Linked DNA regions of Homo sapiens: region 2 is linked to region 1. Evidence: read pairs that join two places in POLR2A ChIA-PET (ENCODE). Cell type or tissue: GM12878. All regions are shown on one strand. Links, peaks and the distances in the headings refer to the core of each region. The heading gives the core; the rest is flanking DNA. Region 1 overlaps METTL2B (methyltransferase 2B, tRNA N3-cytidine). Region 2 has its middle 9.5 kb from the start of HILPDA.

Region 1 (8,508 bases), core at 3,257-5,756:
GGCAGATCACCTGAGGTCAGGAGTTCGAGACCAGCGTGGCCAACATGGTGAAACCCCGTCTCTACTAAAGATAAAAAAATTAGCTGGGTGTGTTGGTGGGTGCCTGTAATCCAGCTACTCGGGAGGCTGAGGCAGGAGAATCACTTGAACCCAGGAGGCAGAGGTTGCAGTGAGCTGAGATTGCGCCACTGTACTCCAGCCTGGGCAACAAAGCAAGACTCTGTCTCAAAAAAATAAAAATAAAAAAAATCTTAGTTCCATGGAATTTTAAGCACTGTTCCCCCTCTAACCTATGTCTAAAGAATTAAAAGAATTTGGCTGGGTGCGGTAGCTCATGCCTGTAATCCCAACACTTTGGGAGGCTGAGGCAGGTGGATCACGAGGTCAGGAGATCGAGACCATCCTGGCTAACACGGTGAAACCTCGTCTCCACTAAAAATACCAAAAAAAATAGCTGGGCATGGTGGCATGCGCCTGTAGTCCCCTGTAGTCCCAGCTACTCGGGAGGCTAAGGCAGGAGAATCGTTTGAACCTGGGAGGCAGAGGTTGCAGTGAGCCGAGATCATGTCACTGCATTCCAGCCTGGGCAACAGAGGAAGACTCTGTCTCAAAAAAATAAAAGAAAAGAATTTTCACTTTTTGCAAAATTATCTTTTTTTACTGCACCCTTAAGTGTTTGACACAAAAGGAATTGAGAGAACTTCTTAATTTTAACCACATCATCACTTCACTTCTGAATGTGATCACTGTCAGTGTTAGATGCTTTTTTTTTTTTTTTTTAGGAGACAGGGCTCTCACTTTGTTGCCCAGGCTGGAGTTCAGTGGTGCAATGATAGCTCATTATCACCTCGAACTTCTGGCTTGAGCCATCGCTCCACCTCAGCCTCCTGAGTAGCTAGGACTGCAGGTGGGCACCATCATGCCTAGCTAATTGTTAGATCCTTTTTTTTTATGTTCTGCATTTTTTCAATTATTTTTACATATTTCTGTCTTGATCCATGCAGTTATAGGATATATCCTTAATTTTAGAAAGTAAGGACTTTTCGACCAGGCATGGCGGCTCACGCCTATAATCCCAGCACTTTGGGAGGCTGAGGTGGGCAGATCACTTGAGGTCAGGAGTTCCAGTCCAGCCCGGCTAACATAGTGAAACCCCGTCTCCACTAAAAAATAAAAAATCAGCCCGGCATGGTTGTGGGCGCCTGTAATCCCAGCTACTCAGGAGGCTGAGGTAGGAGAATTGCTTGAACCTGGGAGGCGGAGGTTGCAGTGAGCTGAGATGGTGCCATTGCACTCCAGCCTGGGCGACAAGAGCGAAACTGCATCTCAAAAACAAAGATGCCTAGCTTTCACCTTGTTGATGTTTTTCTAAATTTTGGAATAATAAATTTATATAGGAATACTGCAAGAATAGTCCATTTTTTTCTGATGTCCCAACATCAGCAAATATATTACCAAATATATCCATCACAAGTAGGAATACATGGAAACATTAATGCCAGCCACTAACCATTCATGTTTACCCAGTAGTCCCAATAATAGCTTTGTCACACAAAAACATGATTATGTTGGCTGGGCACAGTGGCTCCTGTAATCTTAGCATTTTGGGAGCCCAAGGCAGGAGGATGACTTGAGGCCAGGAGTTCAAGACCAGGCTGGGTAATGTAGCAAGACCCTGACTTTTTTTTTTTTTTTTTTTGAGATGGAGTTTCGCTCTTGTTGCCCAGGCTGGAGTACAATGGCACGATCTCGGCTCACTGCAATCTCCACCTCCCAAGTTTAAGTGATTCTCCTGCCTCAGCCTCCCAAGTAGCTGGAATTACAGGCATGCAGCACCATTCCCAGCTAAATTTTTTGTATTTTTAGTAGAGACAAGGTTTCTCCATGTTGGTCAGGCTGATCTCGAACTCCCGACCTCAGGTGATCTGCCCGCCTCAGCCTCCCAAAGTGCTGGGATTACAGGCGTGAGCCACCACGCCCGGCCAAGACCCTGACTTTTTAAAAAATGTTAAACATAGGCCGGGTGCAGTGGCTCACGCCTGTAATCCCAGCACTTTGGGAGGCCGAGGTGGGCGGATCATTTGAGGTCAGGAGTTCGAGACCAGCCTGGCCAACTTAATGAAACCCCATCTCTGCTAACAATACAGACCAGGCATGGTGGCTCACACCTGTAATCCCAGCACTTTGAGAGACCGAGGCAGGTGGATCACCTGAGGTCGGGAGTTCGAGACCAGCCTGACCAACATGGAGAAACCCCGTCTCTACTAAAAATACAAAATAGCCAGGTGTGATGGCGCATGCCTGTAACCCCATCTACTTGGAAGGCTGAGGCAGGAGAATCACTTGAATCTGGGAGGCAGAGGTTGCAGTGAGCCGAGATGGCGCCATTGCACTCCAGCCTGGGCAACAAGAGTGAAACTCCGTCTCAAAAAAAAAAAAAAAAAAAAATTAGCTGGGCATGGTGGTGGGCGCCTGTAATCCCAGCTATCTGGGAGGCTGAGTCTAGAGAATCATTTGAACCTGGGAGGCGGAGGTTGCAGTGAGCCGAGATCGCACCATTGCACTCCAGCCTGGGCAACAGTGAGACTCCGTCTCAAAATAAAAAAACAAAAAAAATGTAAAAAATAAATAATTGTATTGAATTTATTAGTTGTGTCTCAGTCTCCTTCAGTCTACAGTTTAGGCTTGCTTTTGCACCTTTGCATTTTAAGGTAAGAGGCTATTGTGTAAACTCGAATTGGGTTTGTTGGTGTTTCTTCATGATTTGGTTCAGGCTCTGCATTTTGGGCAGGAATATTCAGAGGTGATGCTGTGTTCCTCCCATAGGATCGTATCAGGCGACACATGATTATGAATTTCCCCATTATTGGTGATGTCACTTAGTTGTGTTGTCTGCCAGGTTCTGCCACTGTAAAGTTAATAAGTATTTTGTAGGGAAGTGCTTTGAGACTAAATATCCTGTTCCTCATCAAACTTCTACCCCCTAGTTTCAGTATCTATTGCTGTTTTTTGTCTGAATAACTATGATAGTTGCCAAATAGTGGTTTCTGATCCTTCCATTCCTTCTACACTGATTGGTTGGTATTTTGTACAGAAAAGCTTTCTCATATCTGATTTACTTGTCTCAATATGGACCCATGGGTATTTGAGTTTCTTGTGGGGTTATTTGTTGTTGTTTTTGAGACAGGCTCACCCAGGCTGGAGTGCAGCAGCACGATCACTGCTTACTGCTTACTGCAGCCTCGACCTCCCATGCTCAAGTGATTCTCCCACCCCAGCCTCCCAAGTAGATGGGACTACAGGCATGTGCCACCAAGCCTAATTTTTGTATTTTTTGTAGAGACAGGGTTTCACCATGTGTCCCAGGCTGGTCTTGAGCTCCTGAGCTCAAGCAATCCTCCCACCTCGGCCTCCCAAAGTGCTGGGATGAGCCACCGTGACTGGCCCCACTTAATGGGTTTTCAGAGGTGGGAGCAAAGAATGAAGGGAGGAAGAGAGCTCCCATCTTTTCCATTACCGTATTTACTTAAAACTGGAAAAAACTGAATCACTGGGATGGTATTTCATTTATCTTTTGAAATGAAGAATAGATACATTAATTTAAATGATTCTCTAAAGACTGTCCTTCAGCATCCCTAAAGCATTGCAAAACTATAGGCACAGTTTTTATTTTATCTTTCTGGCACCTGGTTTGGGCTTTGGCTTAGATTAAAAAGACGAGCCTTCTCCTGCCCCTGCTCCCTTTTATTCCCTGCCATCTGCTAAGCTCGACTTTTTATCTCTCAGGCCAAATTTGACTCTGTAAGGGACTTTGCATAACGTTTCATCCTCAGAATCGCTAATGATGGGCAGAGGACTGTTACATGTGTTGGGAGGGATTAAAGTATATGACCTCAGTGCCACTTAAAAAATAAATACTGTCTCAACTATCAGTCTGGCTCTGAATGGTATCTCTTAATATGCTTAATGCAAGAATGGTGGGTCGGGCGTGGTGGCTCACGCTTGTAATCCCAGCACTTTGGGAGGCTGTGGCAGGCGGATCACCTGAGGTCAGGAGTTTGAGACCAGCCTGGCCAACATGGCAGAACCCATCTCTACTAAAAATAAAAAAAATTTAGCCAGGCATGGTGGTGGGAGCCTGTAATCCCAGCTACTGGGGAGGCTGAGGTAGAAGAATTGCTTGAACCCGGGAGGCGGAGGTTGCAGTGAGCAGAGATTGCCCTCCAGCCTGGGTGACAGAGCAAGACTCCATCTCAAAAAAAAAAAAAAAAAAAAAAGAAAGGTGCTATGTGGGGCTGGAAGGTGGCTCCAGGTGTGAAGCTGCTCAGGAAGTTGTGTGGTTTCAATGTGAATCTAACAGAGAAGTGTTTCTGAAACTGATTTACCTTCCTAAGTAGTGTTAATTAGGGTGAGGAGATAAATTCAATGTTGTTTGAAAAATGAGAGACAGTTTGAGACAGATGCACTGGAGCTATTGGAGTGAAACCATGTTCCTGAAGGCAGCGATCACCCTGAAAGTGGGTTTTGCACTGTGAAAGGGATTCATCTCCCGGTCTTGCAGGATTCATGTAGAGCCTGGCCTCTGTTAATGCTATCAAACCTATGTACAATGGGTCGGCCACTTCTTTTCATATAAGTTCATATTCTCTTGGGTTCTGGTTGGAAAATTAGGCCTTGGAAACTTAGTGAGAAAGGGAAAATCTAACGTGCTAAGCCATCCTACTTGGATGTAATTGATTCCTATCTTTGCTTAAATACATACTTTAGTAGGAGTAAGGAGTTCTGTCTGTGGCTTAAAAGATGAGCTCAGGACAAGCAGTTTCTTTCAGTCTGTTCACAAAGGCCTGTTCTTTGGTTTGTGGCTGCAGCTGCTATTTTCAGAGCCTGGCTGCGTTGATGCATTGCAGATTTGTGCGTGCTTCCTAATTTGGTCTACAGGTTGTGATTTGGGAACCCTGGTTAAGAGGTAGAAGAAGTGCTCATGGTGAATTTCCCAGGTGAAAACACTGAAACATTGCATCATGACTGCTTCATTTTATTTAAATAAGTGTCTTGGCTCAAGGTTGGACATTGTCTCTGTAGCCAGTGAAACACACTCCATGACCAGGTTTCAGGACAAATCACCACAGTCCGATTTAATACCCCACTGGGGACCCTGAGACACCGTAGCCTTGACTCCAGCCTCAAGCTTGGCATCTTTACCCACAGATGAGCCTCACACTGCCTTCATTCATTCATTCTCTACTTCCATTCTCTGAATTTGGATTTTGCCATTAAAATTTAATGTTATAGCCAGGTGTGATGGCTCACACCTGTAATCCCAGCACTTTGGGAGGCCAAGATGGGAGGATCGCTTGAGTCCAGGAGTTCAACACCAGCCTGGGTAACATAGCAGCATCCTGTTCATACAAAAAAATAAAAAATTAGCCAGGCGTGGTGGTGCCTGTGTGTAGTCCTAGCTACTCAGGTGGCTGAGGTGAGAGGATCGCTTGAGCCCAGAAGTTCAAGGCTTCAGTGAGCTGTGATCACACCACTGCTGGGTGACACAGCAAGACTCTGTCTCAAAAAAGAAAAGAAAAGAGAGAGAGATAGAAAGGAAAGAAGGAAGGAGAGAGGGAGAGAGAACGAAGGAAAGGTAAGAAAGAAAAAGAAAAGTAGCCGAGTGTGGTGACCCATGCCTGTAATCCCAGCTACTGGGGGAGCCGAGGCAGGAGAATCGCTTGAACCCAGGAGGCTGAGGTTTCAGTGAGCCAAGATCACGCCACTGCACTTCAGCCTGGGTGACAGAATGAGACTCCTTCAAAAAAAAAAGAGAGAGAAAGGGAAGAAGGAAAGAAAAAAAAAAAGAAGGAAAGGAGGGAGGGAGGAACATTTATCAGCAGTGGCACACTTGAGAAACCCTCCAAGGGTGAGCAGAATGGCGAGGGCCCTGAAGAGCCCTGCTACTGACAAGCCCCTGTCACCCTCTTCAGCCTTGCTTCTGATTACCCCTCAATTTTTGTGGGCGATTAAGGCCGACATTCAATCGAGCTCATTAAATTATGAGTTTCTGACACGGTGCGGTGGCTCATGCCTGTAATCCCTTTGGAGGCCAAGACAGGTGGATACCTTGAGGTCAGGAATTCGAGACCAGCCTGGCCAACATGGTGAAACCCTGTCTCTACTGAAAATTAGCCAGGTGTGATGGTGAGTGCCTGTAATCCCAGCTACTTGGGAAGCTGGGGCAAGAGAATCACTTGAACCCGGGAGGCGGAGGTTACAATGAGCTGAGATCCTGCCATTGCACTCCAGCCTGAGTGACAAGAGCAAAACTCTGCCTCAAAAAATAATAAAAAAGGCCAGGCACGGTGGGTCACACCTGTAATCCCAGTACTTTGGGGGTCCAAAGCAGGCAGATCACCTGAGGTCAGGAGTTCAAGACCAGCCTGGACACCATGGTGAAACCCCATCTCTACTGAAAATACAAAAATTAGCTGGGCATAGTGACGCGCATCTGTAATCCCAGCTACTCGGGAGACTGAGGCAGGAGAACAGCTTCAACCTGGAAGGTGGAGGTTACAGTGAGCCGAGATCAAGCCATTGTGTTCCAGTCTGAGTGACAAGAGTGAGACTCCATCTCAAATAAATAAATAAATAAATAAATTGTGAATTTCTTGGGGGACCGTTGTATTCTAAACACAGCAGACTACCAAAGCCCCTGGCCCATGGTCAGTGCCCAGTAAGTGGGGACTGAATGCCTGAATAGCTTCTTCCTACCCTGCCCACTGCCCCCTACCACTGCACAGACACCCCGGATACACAGTTTGTATTTAACTTAAAAACAAAATCATACAAGGTTGCAACTATCAACAGCTCAAGGTGGCTTAAACAAAAAACAACAGTAGAAGGGCACAGGGCGCCTCCTGGACCCCACGCTGGGAGGTGTGTGGTTGCCCGGTTGCCCTCACTCCTGCAGCCTCTTTAAGGACCACTTCTCTGCTCCTTAGTGCACTTGTGGGAGGCAGCTGTAACCAAGCTCCTGAGGTTTGATGTCTCTGTAAAATGGGTGTGCAGCATGTGCGTGTGTGTGTGTCTAGGCAGCCAGTTCCCACAATGGCAGGCAGAATCCCCAAAAAGGCATCCGTAAGAGCATGATTTCCTAGACTTCAGCTGGTTTATTTCATCTTCCCAAATATTGATATCCGAGTAGACCATTATGGAATCCTTTTACATTATATTTTTGGCCAGGCGCAGTGGCTCACACCTGTAATCCCAGCACTTTGGAGGCCAAAGCAGGCATATCACCTGAGGCCAGACCAGCCTGGCCAACACAGTGAAACCCCATCTCTACTAAAAAAAAAAAATATACAAAAATCAGCTGGGGGTGGTGGTGCTTGCCTGTAGTCCCAGCTACTCAGGAGGCTGAGGCAGGAGAATCACTTGAACCCAGGAGGCGGAGGTTGCAGTGAGATTGTGCCACTGCACTCCAGCCTGAGTGACAGAGTGGGACTCTATCTCAAAAAACAGAATTTTTTTAAAAAAATTTATATTTTTACTTAAATGTGTTTATTTATTTGTTTTTATTATTATTTTTTGAGATGGAGTCTTGCTCTTGTCACCCAGGCTGGAGTGCAGTAGCATGATCTCGGCTCACTGCAACCTCCGCCTCCCAGTTCAAGTGATTCTCCTGCCTCAGCCTCTAGAGTAGCTGGGACTACAGGTGCGTGCCACCACGCCCGGCTAATTTTTTGTATTTTTAGTAGAGACAGGGTTTCACCATGTTGGCCAGGATGGTCTCAATCTCTTGATCTTGTGATCTGCCCACCTCAGCCTCCCGAAGTGCTGGGATTACAAGCGTGAGCCACTGTGCCCGGCCTTAAATTTATTTTTAAGGGATTTTTTAAAAATCACTGCTATAAAGGTAAAGTAAGTATTAGTTGCCATGAACTAAAAGTATTTTTGGGCCATGTGCAGTGGCTAACCCCTGTAATCTTAACGCTTTGGGGGGCCGAGGTGTGAGGATCACTTGAACCCAGGGTGGCTTAAACCATTTGAGGAGTTTGAGGCAAGCCTGGGCAAGATAGTGAGGCCCCATCTCTATTTAAAAATAAATAAATAAATAAAAATAAAAATGTATTTTAAAGATCAATACAATGAAAACAAAACAATACCTTAAGTTCCAGTTGGATGCCTTTGGGGCCAAAGACTTGGAGCACTAGGTCTGGAAACAGGAGTGAACACATCAGTCACACCTTTCCTGGAGCTGTCAAATTTGGACGAGGAGATTCCAACAATAAACCCATAAATCCTCTAACACGTGGGCATGTGCCAGGAAGAACCAAGCAAGCTAGGGAAAATAGAGAGGTGGCAGGGATCAGGAAAAAGGCACACTCTGAGGTTGGGAGTGGGGACAAGGAAGGCCTCCTGGAGAAGGTCACATCTCTCATGGAACATCTTCTCTGTGGAAGGAACAGCCAGTGCAAAGGCCTGAGGCTCATGGTGGATTCTCCACCCACCCAGTGTGGGGAA
Region 2 (16,363 bases), core at 11,068-13,567, 57 kb before region 1:
CAAATTTTTGCTGCTTTGCTATGCTATCTGTGTCACGTCCAGTTCTTTGTTTGGGACACCAAGAGCCTGGAACTATACAGTACCATCCATTAACAAAACCAGACACAAAAGGTCATATATTAAATTATTCATTTATATGAAATGTCCAGAATACTCTTCCTTTGTACGGAATCTAAAAAGTATAGGCCCATTGCATGGCTCACGGCTGAAGTCCCACCACTTTGGGAGGCCAAGGTAGGAGGACCACTTGACCTCAGGGGTTTGAGACCTGCCTGGACAACATAGAGAGACCCAGTCTCTACAAAAATAAAAAATAAAAAAGTTAGCTGGGCGTGGTGGCGCACGCTTGTAGTTCCAACTACTCAAGAGGCTGAGGTGGGAGGATCCCTTGAGTTGTGGAGTTCAAGGCTGCAGTGAGCTATGATGACACTACTGCACTCCAGCCTAGGTGACAGAGCAAGACCCCATCTCAAAAAAGAGTTGTTGGTGTGAGAAGAGTAGAAATGTGTGCTTCAGGGGAACCCAGGAGTGTGGCCTGTACCCAGAATTACTCCCTGGGTAATACTGATGAGGGAGCTGCTCTTCTGAAGCCTTGTTTCTTCTGGTCCCTTGCACCTCCGCTCCCAGCTCACCCTGGTCTGCTCCCAGATATCCTATACCCCCTAGAAGTACAGAGGACACCCACTCTTATCACCCTTGTGGTAGCTAGTGTCCTATAGCACTATCTGCCTGCCTTCTTCCCATCCCTTCCCCATGATCCAATACAGCCTTCTGGTGTCCTAAAAGGAGTTAGTCTGACATATCCCCAGCAAATGTGTAGATGGTGTCAACTCATGTCGAAATCCTTTCCCCTCCCTATTTTACAAACCACTCCGCTCCATCTGTATTAGTTTTCTAGGGCAGTGGTAATAAAGTATCACAAACTAGGTGATTCATAACAATATAAATTTATTCTCTCACAGTTCTGGAGCCTGGAAGTTTGAAATTAGGGCATTGGCAGGGCCACGCTGCCAACTAGGGGAGGATCCTTCCTTGTTTTTTCCAGTTTCTGGTGGCCCCACACATTCCTTGGCTCATGGCACCCTAACTCTAATCTCTCTGCCTCTGGCATCACATGGCCATCTTCCCTCTGTCTGTCTGTGTTCAAATTTTCCTCTTCTTATAAGGACACCAGTCACATGGGATTAGGGCCCACCCTAATCCAGTGCCCCCGACTCCATATCCTCATTTGCAAATATAGAGAATACTATTAGGATTGTGCGTGCATGGAACATAGGAAAATGGGCATTTTCACACAGTGTGCCTAGGAAGGCTATTTCATAGTATGGAACAAGAGCCTAAAAAGGTGTGCTGGCTGCGTGTAGAGGCTCACACCTGTAATCTCAACACTTTGGGAGGCCGAGGCAAGAAGATGGCTTGAGCCCATGAGTTTGAGACCAGCCTGGGCAACATGGTGAGACCCCTGTCTCTACAAAAAACAAAAATAAAAGAACAAAAGTATCAGGAGTGGTGGTGTGTGCCTATGGTACCAGCCATTTGGGAGGCTAAGATGGGAAGATCGCTTGAGCCCAGGAGGTCGAGACTGCAACAAGTCGTGATGGCGCCACTGCACTCCAGCCTGGGTGACAGAGCAAGATCCTGTCTCAAAAATAAAACAAAATAAAAAAACAAAGGCATGCCTTCTGGCTTTTACTCATAGGTATTAATCTTAAGGAAATAATTGGGCAAGCGTACAAAAATGTAAGTATAAAGATATTAATTGCAACTTTGTTTAAAACAGTAAAAAGAAGCACAAACATTCTAAATGAATACAAAGGAGAATTTATTTGCTCTTAAAGAGGTTGCAATTCAACTGAATTCTTTACTTTTACCTATGATTCCTTCTCTTAGAACCACAACCCACTTGCAGATATTAAAATGGTGTCCTTTTATGAAACAATTAGAAACTTGAATATTGTTTGATGGTATTAGGAATTGCTGTTGATATTTTAGCTGTGTAACAGTGTTTTAGCTTTGTTAAAAATGTGTAAACTTTATTTATTTTTTGTTTTTTTTTCTGAGATAAGTTCTTTTTGTGTCACTCAGGCTGGAGTGCCATGGTGCAATTACAGCTCACTGCAGCCTCAACCTCCCTGGCTCAAGCTATCATCCTGCCTCAGCCTCCTGAGTAGCTGGGACTACAGGTACCTGCCACCAGGCCCGGCTCATTTTTTAATTTGTTTGTAGAGATGAGGTCTTCCAATGTTGCCTGGGCTGGTCTTGAGCTCCTGGGCTCAAGCGATCCTCCCGTCTTGGCCTCCCAAGTGCTGGGATTATAGGCACGAGCGACTGCACCTGGCCTCAAGTCTTCAGCTTTTACAGATGCATAACAGATATTTGCAGCTGAATTGACAGGCTGTATAGGATGTACTTCAAATAATACAGGAGGAGGGAAAGCACGTGTGTGTGAATGGGGCAGAATTGGCCATAGGTTAAGGGTTGCTGGTGGCTGAAGATTGGATATGTGTAAGCTAGTCTGCTTGTCTGTCTACTTTTGTGTATGATCTAAATTTTCCATAATAAAAAGTTAAAGTATATATCTAATTGAATTCTGTTTTTGTAGAATCTTCTAGGTATCACAACTTCACAGGCGGTTCTATTAACACTTCTCCATTATGTAATTTTTCTAAAATGTCTGTTTCTCTTTTTTTTTTTTTTCTGAGATGGAGTCTCACTCTGTCACCCAGGCTGGAGTGCAGTGGCGCAATCTCGGCTCACTGCAAGCTCCGCCTCCCGGGTTCACGCCATTCTCCTGCCTCAGCCTCCCCAGTAGCTGGGACTACAGGCACCCGCCACCACGCCGGGCTAATTTTTTGTATTTTTAGTAGAGATGGGGTTTCTCCGTGTTAGCCAGGATGGTCTCAAACTCCTGACCTCGTGATCCGCCCGCCTCGGCCTCCCAAAGTGCTGGGATTACAGGCGTGAGCCACCGCGCCCGGCCAAATGTCTGTTTCTCTAACTTAATTGTTTTCCAGGATGAAATAAGTATGAAAGTACTTGGGGGACTGACAGCCTTCTACATATAAAAGAGATTATTAGGACTCATTAATGTTCTAAATATGTATTATTGTACTCTTTAGCGGAGAAAGAATTAAGTTAAATTTTTGGCTTCAAATAATTCATAGTCTAAAATTTTCCTTGATTTAAAGTGACTTTTCTCAAAAAGGCAATGCAGGAAGGGATATAATAAGACCATGTGTGTAAATGAGGCTGAGTCTGGTGCTGAAAAACTGAGCTTCCTTTGATCAATCAGATCCCTGGAGGTGGGATGGGGCAGGGACCATGTGTCCTATCCATTGCTGCATTTCCAGCACCCAGCACAGCCTCTGGCACACAACATAGGATAATAATAATAGTGGTGATAATAATAATAATAAAATAGAACTAACATTTGTTGAGCTTCAGTGCCAAACAATGTGCAACTGCTTTGCCTGCATAATCTCATTTCATCTTCCAAACACTCCTACAGGGAGTGCCTCAACATCACATTGAGAGAAAACTGATGCAAATACTGAGCCTCAGAAAGATTAAGTTACTTATCCAAGGTCATCCAGTCAGAGAGTGTGAGGCTGGCTTTGAACTCACGTCTGTTTGTCCTGGAAGCCACTACTTTTTTAACCAAGATGCCCTGAAATGCCAACATGAGAAATCCGGTCCTCTTAGTGTGTCTCTTCTTGCAGGGACAGTGAGGACAGCAGGTTATTGGAGCTTGGTGACACTTGCCTCTGCAATTCCCTAGGCAGCTCCCCCAGCTCAGATTCTATACCTTCAGGCTACTTCCTGTTGTCTTTTGAGTCCCCAAACAGACTTTTGTACAGAGAAAAGAAAACACTCACTAATCAATAAGCACAAGGCCTGGCAGGTTTATTTCTCCCTGTAATTTAATAAATTGAAGTTAATTAATAAGTGCTTATAGTCAATTTTCTGTGTGTTTTTTACTAATTTGAGTTATTGTAACTGTATATATTATATAGTATATTCTTATTATTATTTGTTTTTGAGATGGAGTTTCGCTCTTGTAGCCCAGGCTGGAGTGCAATGGCACGGTCTCGGCTCACTGCAACCTCCACCTCCCGGGTTCAAGCAATTCTTCTGCCTCAGCCTCCTGGGTAGCTGGGATTACAGGCATCTGCCACCATGCCCAGCTAATTTTTGTATTTTTAGTAAAGATGGGTTTTCACCATGTTGGTCAGGCTGTTCTTGAGCTCCTGACCTCAGGTGATCCACCTGCCTTGGCCTCCCGAAGTGCTGGGATTACAGACATGAGCCACTGCACCTGGCCATTTTTATTAATTTTTAACTTTTATTATACGCGAGTCATATATAAACTTAAGTGATTTGAGTAATAAGGCCCAGAGCCTTGTCATCTAAGGGTGTGATGATACTATAAAGCTTCCACATCTATCAGTTAAATAAGTAGGAGGTAGGAGGGAACAAGTGTCCTAAGGGCAAGTAGTTCAGTCTCCAAAATGCCTTGCCCAGTGGTTTTTCATAGTTGACATTTAATAAATAGTTGTTGAATAAATGACTGTGAAAAAGAAGAAAATAGTCATAAACAAAATTGAAAGCAAATAGGCCAGGTGTTGTGGCTCATGCCTGTAATCCCAGCACTTTGGGAGGTTGAGGCAAGAGGACTGCTTGAACCCAGGAGTTCAAGACCAGTCTGGGTAACATAGCAAGACCCCATCTCTACTACTAAATAATAAAAATTATTTTTAAAAAAACTAAAAGCGGCCAGGCATGGTGGCTCACGCCTGTAATCCCAGCACTTTTTAGGAGGCCGAGGCAGATGGATCACTTGAGGTCAGGAGTTCGAGACCAGCCTGGCATGGTGAAACCCCATCTCTACTAAAAATACAAAAATTGGCTGGCGTCATGGCACTCACCTGCACTCCCAGTTCCTCAGGAGGCTGAGGCAGGAGAATTGCTTGAACCCAGGAGGCAGAGGTTGCAGTGAGCTGAGATCATGCCACTGCACTCCAGCCTGGGTGACAGAGTGAGACTCTGTCTCAAAGAAAAATAAAACAAAACAAAAAAACTTAAAGCAAATAGGCAGGGAAATATTTTCGTAAGTACAATAACAAGGTCTCAATTTCTTACTATATCAGGAACTTGGGAAATTGAACAGAAAAGCATGAAATCTTCAATAGAAAAATGATAATGCTAAATAAATGCAGAATGAATAAATGAAAGAATAAGTGGGGGCTAATAGAGAGATACCTTTCCTGAAATTTAACATGTTAATTTTTTTTAGGGGTTTTCCAGTAAAGACCCAAAGGCCTGCTAGACAAATTCTCAAAGCGCTGTAACACTAACACATTAATTTTGCCAGACTACATCGGGGATCATATGAAGACAAGGGGACCTCAGGTATGTGAAGGGGGACTTAGAAAATGCAAAGAGCTCAGCTGCAGAGCTGGCTTAAGCCTTTTTCAGATGAACAGGAGGACAGGAAAGGAATTGCTGCATGGCCTGGCAGAACGATCAGATGTCCCAAGTTAGGGAAAGTAGACAGAAAAATCAGGAAGTATACACTGGTGAGCTCCCTGCTTTGGAAGCAGTAATGTGGCTTTGCTGGGAAGCTACCCTTTGAGGAGGAAATCCAACTCTACAGGTAGACAGCAGTCTCCCAACAGCAGAGCTGGGGAGATAGCTGGAGGAGGAGGAGAAGGGAAAGGGCCTACCCAGAGTAAGGCCAGCTCTGTTCCTCCCTGATGGGTGGGTCACAGTGGCCCAGCCTCCGGGACAGGGTTAGGGGAAACCTGGGCTCTGATGACAGCGGCAACTTCTCAGTCCTGTCTGGCACATAAAAATAGCTTTTCCAGGTGATGTGACTCTGGGGCTTAGCCAACTGCAGGCCTGGTTACTGTGCTTGGTTACCGGCCTTTGCCCTGTCTCCAGATCTTGGAATGACTTTGGCTTTACACACTTCCCCCTAGGGGCCTCATAAGTGAAGCCTCATCCTCAGGAGACAAGGGTGACTTTTCACAGTGTGCCCCCTTTGTGGGAAGGGTATGCTGACCTTTAGGAGTGCAGGAAGGGCACTTCCCTCCTTTCTTGGCTTGGGAAGCGTAGGAGAGCTCAGCCAGCCTATATCTACTGTTTCCTGGGTAATTCACTAAGCCAACCAAAGAACCTGAACTTCCTGCAGTAATGAGGCCAACACACAGTCTCAGGTACACAAAACCAACAAGAGTCACATGCCTCTTGACTCAGAGACCTACCCCAGGAGGCTGTGAAAGCGGCACAACCAGGCCCAGGCCCTTGGGGTACCAGGAGTCACATGAACAATGAGAACATCAACAGGCCTGAGGCCACCGACAGGTGCAAAGTTTCCTAGGGTACACACATTTGCCCTAATATACACACACCTGTCCTGATTTACATACTCAGAGCCCCGTGGGCAGTACACATCCCATGATGCACTGAGCTCCTTATTTTGGGTAGAATCCCCTTTTAGAGCTAGTACCCAGGCTGCTCATTTTCCTTGCTATCAAAGGAGATTCTCCACATCCCTCTATTCCTCCTTCTCCCTGATTTCTCCCTGTTGTGCAGATAGAGAAGTGGCAAGGGACAATGGTGATTTTATTCCAGAAGGCTGAGGAACCAAGGCTGCAAAAGACTCTATAAAAGCACTTAGTTATAGAATCTAATCGGCTAGAAGGAATGCTTAGAGCCATTATCGAGCTCAGTCAGTTTGTTTTCACGACAAGGAGCCTGAGGCTAGAGAAGCAAAGAAGTTTACCCAGTGCCCCAGGCTGGGCAGTGGCTGAGGCTGAATTTGATGATACAGGTGGGATGGGCAGGTTCAGTCTAGCTAGAGAATTTAGTTAGCTCAGGGGTGGGGTTGGCTTACTGATTTTTTTTTTTTTTTTGAGACAGAGTCTCGCTCTGTCACCCAGGCTAGAGTGCAGTGGCGCAACCTCGGCTCACTGCAACCTCTGCCTCCCGGGTTCACGCCATTCTCCTGCCTCAGCCTCCCGAGTAGTTGGGACTACAGGCGTGTGCCACCACACCCAGCTAATTTTTGTATTTTTAGTAGAGATAGGGTTTCACTATGTTGGCCAGGCTGGTCTCAAGCTCCTGACCTCAGGTAATCCACCTGCCTTGGCCTCCCAAAGTGCTGAGATTACAGGCGTGAGCCACTGCACCCAGCCTGGTTTACTGATCTTTAGTGCATGTGAGTGATAAAGATTGGTCCACTGATAACAACTGAGCATCTGGTTTGCACAAGGCACAGACTGAGAAGCAAATATATTTTTAAATCTTAAAACAACCCTCTCAAAGTTACAGGAGATAACTAATTAACAGAGCGATGAATAAGGATGATGCTTACAATACATTTTTAAAATTTTATTCTGGCCGGGCGCAGTGGCTCACACCTGTAATCCCAACACTTTGGGAGGCCAAGGCGGGTGGATCACTTGAGGTCAGGAGTTTGAGATCAGCCTGGCCAACATGGCGAAACCCTGTCTCTACTAAAAATATAAAAATCAGCCAGGCATGGTGGCAGGTGCCTGTAATCCCAGCTACTCAGGAGGCTGAGGCAGGAGAATCACTAGAACTCAGGAGGCAGAGGTTGCAGTGAGCCAAGATCACACCACTGCACTCCAACCTGGGTGACAAAGCAAAACTCTGTCTCAAAAAAAAAAATTATTTTGGATTCAGTGGGTACATGTGCAAATTTGTTACATGAGTATATTGCATAATGGGCTTCCAGTGAACCCATCACCCGAACAGTGAACACTGCACTCAGTGAGTAGTTTTTCAAAAGGGACACCCTTTGGAGTCCCTGGTAAGAACTTTTAAGAATAATATACAAGACGTTCTCTAGACGGAACATGCTTATCAACTGAGAGGTATAAACATCGAACGCCGTATCAGCAAGCGATACTCCAACATGCAAAAGAACCCAGGATGGGGGACTGGGGAGGTTTCCAGGGTCAAATGGGAGAGCTGGGAGCCTGAGACACCAATAGTTTTAGCTGACTTTGAGTATTTGTCAGGCGAGGGGCTGAGGGGTTCGGTGTGGGTAGGGCTTTGGGCCTTCATCGTTGACAGGAGGGATTCTGACTGGACAGCTTTTTCTCCAGTCCTTTAGCCAAAGGAGGAAGGATCACTGGGAGAAGGAAAAAACGGTGGGAGTCTCCTCAAAGACCAGTTGTCCTCTACCCCTCATTACCCCCTCTCCTGACAGCAGCCACTGTCCTTCTTGGCTAAGATAAGAGACAGCAGGAACAGCCCCCTGCCCTGCTCTAGCCGAGTTGGAACAGAGCCACGGAGTGAGTTGGCTGGCAGCAGAAATGTCTGGGCATCTGTGTCTGGGGGAGAGGTGCCAGCTGTCTAGGCAGAGAGAAAATGTGCCCATGTGCACACACACGTGTGTAAAGGTAGGGCATGTGTGTGTGAACACATGCAGCAGAGGGAAGAGCAGCTGTTGTCATTGTGAATGACAACAGCACAGACACCAGGAGAACCCCGTTGTCTCCCAACCCAGAGACTCAGACTCTGCCTCCCTGCCTGGAGCAAGACACCCATCTCCTCTGGTAGCACCTCGACCATCTACCAGGCAGCAACGGAGCTCATTTGAGGCCTGGCCCTTTTGCAGCTAACCTGGGCTCTCCCATGCTCATAGAGCCCACTGTGACCACCAAGAGAAGGTGACAGCAAGGAGGAAGGCTCCCGCTATGTTCTAACATTCAATGATTTTATGGTTCCATGAAGGAAAGAGAGAGCAACATGTCAATACACAGATTTATCCTAAACTGCTGGATGGAAATAACTTGGAAAACAGCATAGAATGAGTAAACTCTTAAATACATGTTTCCAGTGAGTTTCCTTTTTGATTCTAATTACCTCCATAAGACAGAGGACTGTCCCCAAGCCTTTACTGAGATGAGAAAGTAGGGACTTCTTCACCCCAAATCTTTCCTAAGGTTTTATTTACAGACTTTTTCAAAACATTCACAATACTTTTTCTTCTTCTTATAATACATGCTCATAGTAGAAAAATTGAAACTCAAGAAACTATAAAACCTCCATAATCCACCCCATCCTCACTTTACTTCCACAGGCCTCAGATATGCCTGCTATGGGATGCCCCATCATGTTAAAATGCACCCACATCTCACATCTGAAGTTACTGTGCTGAGTTGAAACTGTCTAGTTGGCCAGGCACAGTGGCTCATGCCTGTAATCCTTGCACTTTGGGAGGCTGAGGTGGGTGGATCACTTGAGGCCAGGAGTTCAAAACCAGCCTGGCCAACATGGAGAAACCCCATCTCTACTAAAAATACAAAAAAATTAGCCAGACGTGGTGACAGGCAGCTGTAATCCCAGCTACTCAAGAGGCTGAGGCAGGAGAATTGCTTAAACCTGGGAGGCAGAGGTTGCAGTGAGCCGAGATCATGCCACTGCCCTCCAGCCTGGGTGACAGAGCGAAACTCCATCTCAAAAAAAAAAAAGAAAAGAAAAGAAGGAAACTGTCTAGTTAACATATATTTTGCAGACCTTTGATTAAATGTTTATGAATTTTAGTTCTGTCATTTAAAATTTTTTGAAGCCAATATATTTTGTTTTCTATATCTCAAATATGTTTGAGAGTCCCTGAAAAGTCTATAGGCCCCAGGAACTGTGCTTATTGTGACTAATGAATAAGAGGACCCTGCCCAGTGAAAAATGTTACTATTTAAGAGTAGATACACTGTCAGTCTCTCTCTCTCTCTCTCTCTCTCTCTCTATGCATTTATCATGGATAACTTAGAGAGCCCATATAGTTTTGAATACTGTTTTTCTCCTATTCTACACTGTTCATCCAGTATTTCGCAGACAGAGCTTGAGAGCAGAGGCCTGCTGTGTCAGTGGGAGTCCCCCACCCACACCACAGCTTCTCAGTGCAGGTTCTAGGACCACACACCTCTTAGGTAGAAAGGCTCTGAGAGAGACAGCTTGTCTCCCTCAGACCTGAGCTTCACAGATGAGGAAACTGAGGCCTGAAGAAGTGGCTGGCCCCAGGTGAGTGGTTAGTTAGTACCACAACCAGACTCAGAATTTAGGTTGCTGGCTCAGGTGCGAGGTGAAGAAGCCACTGCTTGCCTTGGGTGCCCTCTGCCCAACTTCCAGGGCCAACTCTCTGTGGGCACCTTCCTCTGGTGCCATACTGCCAGGCCCTCCCACTCCACTCCCGCCTCCCACTAGCTGCTCCAAGCTTTTGACCCAATTTCCCCATCCAAACTCCTGTGTTTGTTTTCCCTTCATTGTCACAATGTTGCTCAAGCTGTAAATTTACAAAATGTTAGTAAATTTTAATTTTTTTCTCTGATCGTAAAAGTAACAGATGCACATGGGAGAAAATAGGAGGAAAAAAGGAGTTCATTATATCACCCAGAGATGATCACTGTAAAAATGCTGTGCAACAAACATCAATAAATAGAATTAGAAATTGATCAGCTGCTCTGTCATAATTATTATTAATTTTTTTAGAGACGGGGTCTTGTCATGTTGCCTAGGCTGGTCTTGAACTCTTGGGCTCAAGCAATGCTCCCACATCAGCTTCCCAAAGTGCTGATATTACAGGCGTCAGCCACCATGCTTGGTGTGTTTCCTTTCAGTTATAAAATATCTCAGATACATAAACATGATTCGTTCATTCGACAAATATTTGTTGAGCATATACCACATGGAAGGCACTATTCTGGGTTTAGGAACATAATAATTGACACAATAGTCCGAGTCCTTGTTCTCAAGGAGCTACATTCTAGCGGAGGAAGATAGATAATCAACAAATAAATATAAAACAGGTTTGTTGGTGTTGAGTACTATGAAGAAAAAATAAAACAGGGTAAAGGAGAAGAGTAGGTGGTGAGTGTTACTGTACATGAAATGATTGGGAAAGCCTCCCTGAGAAATGACATTTGATCAGGGTCCAGAAGGAAGTGACACAGTGAGCCAAATATTGAGTGAACATGTTTCAGACACTGAGGACATAATAGTGAATAAAAGTGACATTCCACTCTGGGCCACCGGCCCTCCTCTTCATTGTAGACACCTTGTACTATTTTACCTAATGGCCTGAAGACTGAATTGTACAGGAAGAGAAGGAAGAGGAAGAGCTACCCTTAACATTTTAATTTTTTTTGGCGGGTGCGGTGGCTCATGCCTGTAATCCCAGCACTTTGGGAGGCTGAGGCAGGTGGATCACCTGAGGTCAGGAGTTCGAGACCAGCCTGGCCAACATGGTGAAACCCCATCTCTACTAAAAAAAAGTACAAAAATTAGCTAGGTGTGGTGGCTGGCACCTGTAGTTCAGCTACTCGGGAGGCTGAGGCAGGAGAATCGCTTGAACCCGGGAGGTGGAGGTTGCAATGAGCTGAGATCGCACCACTGCACTCCAGCCTGGGTGACAGAGTGAGACTGTCTCAAAAAGATAAAAATAAATAATAAATATAAATATATTTATTTATTTAATAAGGTTGGTCTTGAATTCCTGACCTCAACTGATCCACCTGCCTTGGCCTACCAAAGTTCCAGGATTATAGGCATGAGCCACCGCGCCCAACCAACTCTTAACATTTTAATATACAGACTTAAAAAGTCTAAAATTGGCTGGGTGTGGTGGCTTACACCTGTAATCCCAGCACTTTGTGAGGCTGAGGCAGGTGGATCACTTGAGGTCAGGAGTTTGAGACCAGCCTGGCCAACATAGTGAAATGTCTCTACTAAGAATACAAAAATTAGCTGGGCATGGTGGTGGGTGCCTGTAATCCCAGCTACTCGGGAGGCTGAGGCAGGAGAATCACTTGAACCTGGGAGGCGAAGGTTGCAGTGAACCGAGATTGCACCATTGCACTCCAGCCTGGGTGACAAGACCAAGACTCTGTCTCAAAAAAAAAAAAAAAGTCTAACATTAATCAATATTTACTTTCCTCCCAAATAAAAACATATTAAACTTCATCTTTGCTCACTGTTCCCATCTGAAATGTTTACCAATTTTTCAGTTTATCTTGTTATTTTTACTTTTCTAAATCAACCATTATTACTAAAAATAGTTTTGAGTAGTCATAATTTGTTTAGATACATCCATATGTTTTGTAAATATTTCCTTACCATTTTTTCTTGCATTTCCCTATTTCCTTTTGGGTTCAGTTTTCTTGTGTCTTAGGTTCATTCTTCAGTAGTTTCCACGGTAAGGGCCTACGGCAGCTAACTCTGTTTTTGTTTGTCATCTGACGATGTCTTCAACTTGCCCTCCTTTAAAGAAAATAATGACTTTATTCAGATATAGTTCACATATCAAAATCCACCGTTTTAAAGGATACAATTCAATGGTTAAGTACATTCATAGACTTGTATAACTGTCAGCACTAATTTTAGAACATTTCATCACCAGCCCACACACCAAAAAAAAAACCACCCTGTACCCACTAGCAGTCATTCCCCAGTCCCCTCTCCTCCAGCCCTTGGCAACCACTTACCTACTTTCTGTCTCTGTGGATTTGCCTTTTTTTTTTTTTTGAGACAGTCTTGCTCTGTTGCCCAGGCTGGAGTGCAGTGGTGTGATCTCGGCTCACTGCAACCTCTGCCTCCTGGGTTCAAGCGATTTTCCTGTCTCAGCCTCCCAGGTAGGTGGGACTACAGGTCAGCACCACCATGCCTGGCTAATTTTGTCTTTTTGGTAGAGACAGGGTTTCACCATGTTGGCCAGGCTGGTCTCAAACTCCTGACCTCCAGTGATCTGCCCACCTTGGTCTCTGTGCTGGGATCCTCAAAGTGCTGGGCTTACAGGTGGGAGCCACTACGCCCAGCCCTGGATTTGCCTATTCTGACATTTCATATAAATGGAATCATACGATATGTACCCTTTTGTTTCTGGTTTCTTTCACTTAGCATAATGTGTTCAAGGTGCATCCATATTGTAGCATGTATCAATACTTCATTTTTTATGGCTGAATAATATTCCATTGTATCACATTTTGTTTATCCTTTAGCCAGTTGACGGACATTTGGGTTGTTTCTACTTTTTTGGCTATTATGAATAATGCTGCTATGAACATTTGTGTATAAGCGTTTGTGTGTGAACATACATCTTCGGTTCACTTGGGTATATATTTAGGAGCTAAACTGCTGGATCATACAGTAACTCTATGTTTAACTTTTTGAGGAACTATTCTAAAGCAGCTGCACTATTTTACATTCTAACAGCAATGTATGAGGGTTCTGTTTTTTCTACATTTTCATCAACATTTGTTCTTTTCTGGGTTTTTTTGCTTGTTTGTGTTATAGCCATCCTAGTGAGTGTGAGGTGGTGTCTCATTGTATTCTATTTTTTATGTTCATTTTAACATAAATGTAGCATACTGCTCACATACTATAAACCCTTTTCATTTAACAATATATTGTGGAGATCTTGTCGATATATACAGAACTTACTCTCTTTTTTCTGGCTTTATGGTAATTCACTGTCTGAATGCACCATCTTTTATTTAACCAGTTCTCTACTGATGGGCTGTTTTTTCCAGTCTTTCATTATCACAAACAGTGCTGCAACAGTGCTACCTTTAAACACTCCATTCTCTACATGTGGAAGGATAAATCCTAAAAGTGGAATTCTGGGCTAAAGGGCATGTGTATGCTTTTATTTTTATAGACATTGCCAAATGGTAGTCAGTGGTCTTTTTTAACACCTCAATGGTCTTGAGGTGTTTAAAAAACAAGTGGGGGTCAGGGTAACAATTACTGACAAATTGATTTCCATACTGAATGTACCAGTTTATACTTACCAGAAATGTAAGTACATGTTATTTAAATGAACACTTGATGATAAGATCAAATTTGTGAAAATACTTGTGTTCTTAGTATGGTACTCTTGTGTGGGTTGACTTCAGAATCACTTCTTTTTAGGGGCTTTGGGGGAAGGGCAGCTTATAAAAAGCTTTCCTTGGTTGCAGCTCCAAGGAGGAGGTAGCACCTGAAAACGGCTTCTCTTGGCGCCCTTATCTACATTTCCTTGATGAAACAATGGGTACTCACTGAAGATGCTGGGTAAAATATTCATTCATTTATTCCTTCAGTCAACAAATATTTATCAAAAGCCTACTATTTGGTGCTAGCTGCTGGAGATGGAATGGAAACAAAATCAGACCAAACACTCCTTTCACTGACATTTTCAGGCTTTTGAAAGGACACAGACATTAATACAACTAAGGGTAAAGTAACACACTGGGAAAGAAATGCCTATCATGCCACTGGAGCCCGGAACAGGGTCCGAGGGTCAGCAAGGGTGACCAGAGGAAATATGTTTGAATTGAGATATGAAAGATGAGTAAAAGACTAGGTGAAGAAAGTCTCTTCTTCCTCTGGAAGAAAAAGCATAGTTAACAAATAAAGAAGGCTGGGTATGGTGGCTCACACCTGTAATCCCAGCACTTTGTGAGGCTGAGGCACGTGGATCACTTGAGGTCAGGAGTTTGAGACCAGTCAGGGCAGCATAGAGAGACCCCATCTCTACAAAAAAAAAAGAAAGAAAAGCAAGAAAAGAAAGGAAAGAAAGGGAAGAAAGGGAGAAAGAAAGAAAAAGAAAGAAAGAAAGAAAGAGAAAGAAAGAAAGAAAAAGAAAGAAAGAAAGAAAGGAAAGAAAAGGAAAAGAAAAGAAAAGAATTAGCTGGTGTGGTGGTGGCAAAGAAAGAAAAAAGAAAGAATTAGCTGGGTGTGGTGGTGTGTAACTGTAGTCCCAGCTACTTAGGAGGCTGAGGTGGTAGGATAGCTTGAGCCCAGAAAGTCAAGGCTGCAGTGAGCAGTGATCGTGCCACTGTACTCCAGCCTGGAAAACAAAGTGAGACCCTTTCTCAACAACAACAACAAATAAAGAAGAGAGGCAATAATACCTACCTCATAGCATCGTTAGAAAAATTAAATAATACATGTAATGCATTTAGCAAAATGTTCAGCACGTATCAGTTACTTGAAGAATGCTTATTTTGTTTCCACTCTTTCTTTCTTCTTTTTTTTTTTTTTGAGATGGAGTTTCCCTCTTGTTGCCCAGGCTGGAGTGCAATGGTCTGATCGCAGCTCAGTGCAACCTCTGCCTGCCAGGTTCAGGTGATTCTCCTGCCTCGGCCTCCCAAGTAGTTGGGATTAAAGGCATGCGCCACCATGCCTGGCTAATTTTGTATTTTTAGTAGAGAATGTTGGTCCATGTTGGTCAGGCTGGTCTCGAACTCCTGACCTCAGGTGATCTGCCCGCCTCAGCCTCTCAAAGTGCTGGGATTACAGGTGTGAGCCACCATGCCCAGCTCTTTTTTTTTTTTTTTTTTAAATAACCATAGTGAATGTTAAAATCCCAGTTCCCCAAGCAAAACATTACCACCCTACTTATGTACTTACTTCTAAACTCTACCCCACACTGCCTTGGGTTGTTAGTTATCTTATCTTATTCAGGTCTTGTTTACTCAACCAGGTGACAAGCTTATTTAGAACAAGAATCTGGCTTTATACTTTTTAGCAAAATAATAGCTACTATTTGTTGAGCATATATGACATACTCTTTATGGGCATTATTTCCAACCCTCACAACAACCCTGTTTTACAGATTATTTTCCTCATTTTACAGATAAGGAAACTAAAGTTCAAAGGGGTCAGTTAGCCTGGCCAAGGTGTTGAAGGCAGGACTAAATCCTGATGCAGGTAGCTACATTTGTAGCTGACAGAATGGTAAAGCATAGAGCTGCCCTCACCCAAACCCTTCTTATTTCCAACTGGCATGACCTTTAGACAATGGCAGGGAATATGGGGAGAAAGAATTGTTGGAGAGGTGCCCATCCCTTCTTCCAGCTGTGTGAAGTATAAATTTAGAACTCAAACTAAGTAGAACTCAAATGGTCATTGTAGAATTCCTGCATTCATTCAGCAAGCCTAGGCTGCTAATGAGCAAAACCCCTCACTGGGAGTTTTGTAGTTGATGATACAGATAATGTTAAGATTCATAGAATGTTTTTTATGTGCCAGGCATTGTTCTAAGCGCTTTATATGGATTAATTCATTTAATATCAGGTTAAGACTGTTATGATCTCACAGAACAGCTGAGGAAACAGAACTACAAGAAGGTTAAAGGGTTCGCCCAAGGCCTTCACCTGGCAAAGTAGTGGCGTTTGGATCTGGCAGTGATTTCGCAGCTTGAGACCTATTTAATAACAGTGTGAGAGAAGGGTCACACAGTCAAGCAAAAAAACAGACGAAACTCTGGTATAGCGAAGGACCAAAAGTTCTGCGGGCTGAGCAGGAAAGTTGGCTCCAAATGTCTGCCTGCCTGCCAGCAGACCTCCAGCCC

What was found. ChIA-PET counts read pairs that join two places held together with the same protein. Peaks named below come from ENCODE experiments on the same cell type or tissue, not always from the same donor. Only the 100,000 strongest peaks of a DNase experiment are listed, where the experiment ranks them.
Region 2: POLR2A ChIA-PET joins it to region 1 with 5 read pairs; 3 of 35 experiments call an interaction of 5 or more read pairs at or near these places.

Annotation. Positions count from the first base shown.
Region 1 is chr7:128,502,671-128,511,178 of GRCh38, forward strand. It overlaps METTL2B (methyltransferase 2B, tRNA N3-cytidine), which reads left to right. Exons shown (of 9, transcript NM_018396.3): 9 at 1-3,932. Among named protein-coding and RNA genes, the nearest start is that of METTL2B, 30 kb to the left of the region's middle. RefSeq lists an enhancer at 4,106-4,195. In GM12878, for the core only: no CTCF peak of the experiment used is centred there; DNase peaks (open chromatin) are centred at 4,371 and 4,951; H3K4me3 peaks cover 1,081 bases; H3K27ac peaks cover 1,405 bases.
Region 2 is chr7:128,438,158-128,454,520 of GRCh38, forward strand. It overlaps the pseudogene RNU7-54P. Among named protein-coding and RNA genes, the nearest start is that of HILPDA, 9.5 kb to the right of the region's middle. RefSeq lists an enhancer at 15,749-16,363. In GM12878, for the core only: no CTCF peak of the experiment used is centred there; a DNase peak (open chromatin) is centred at 12,425.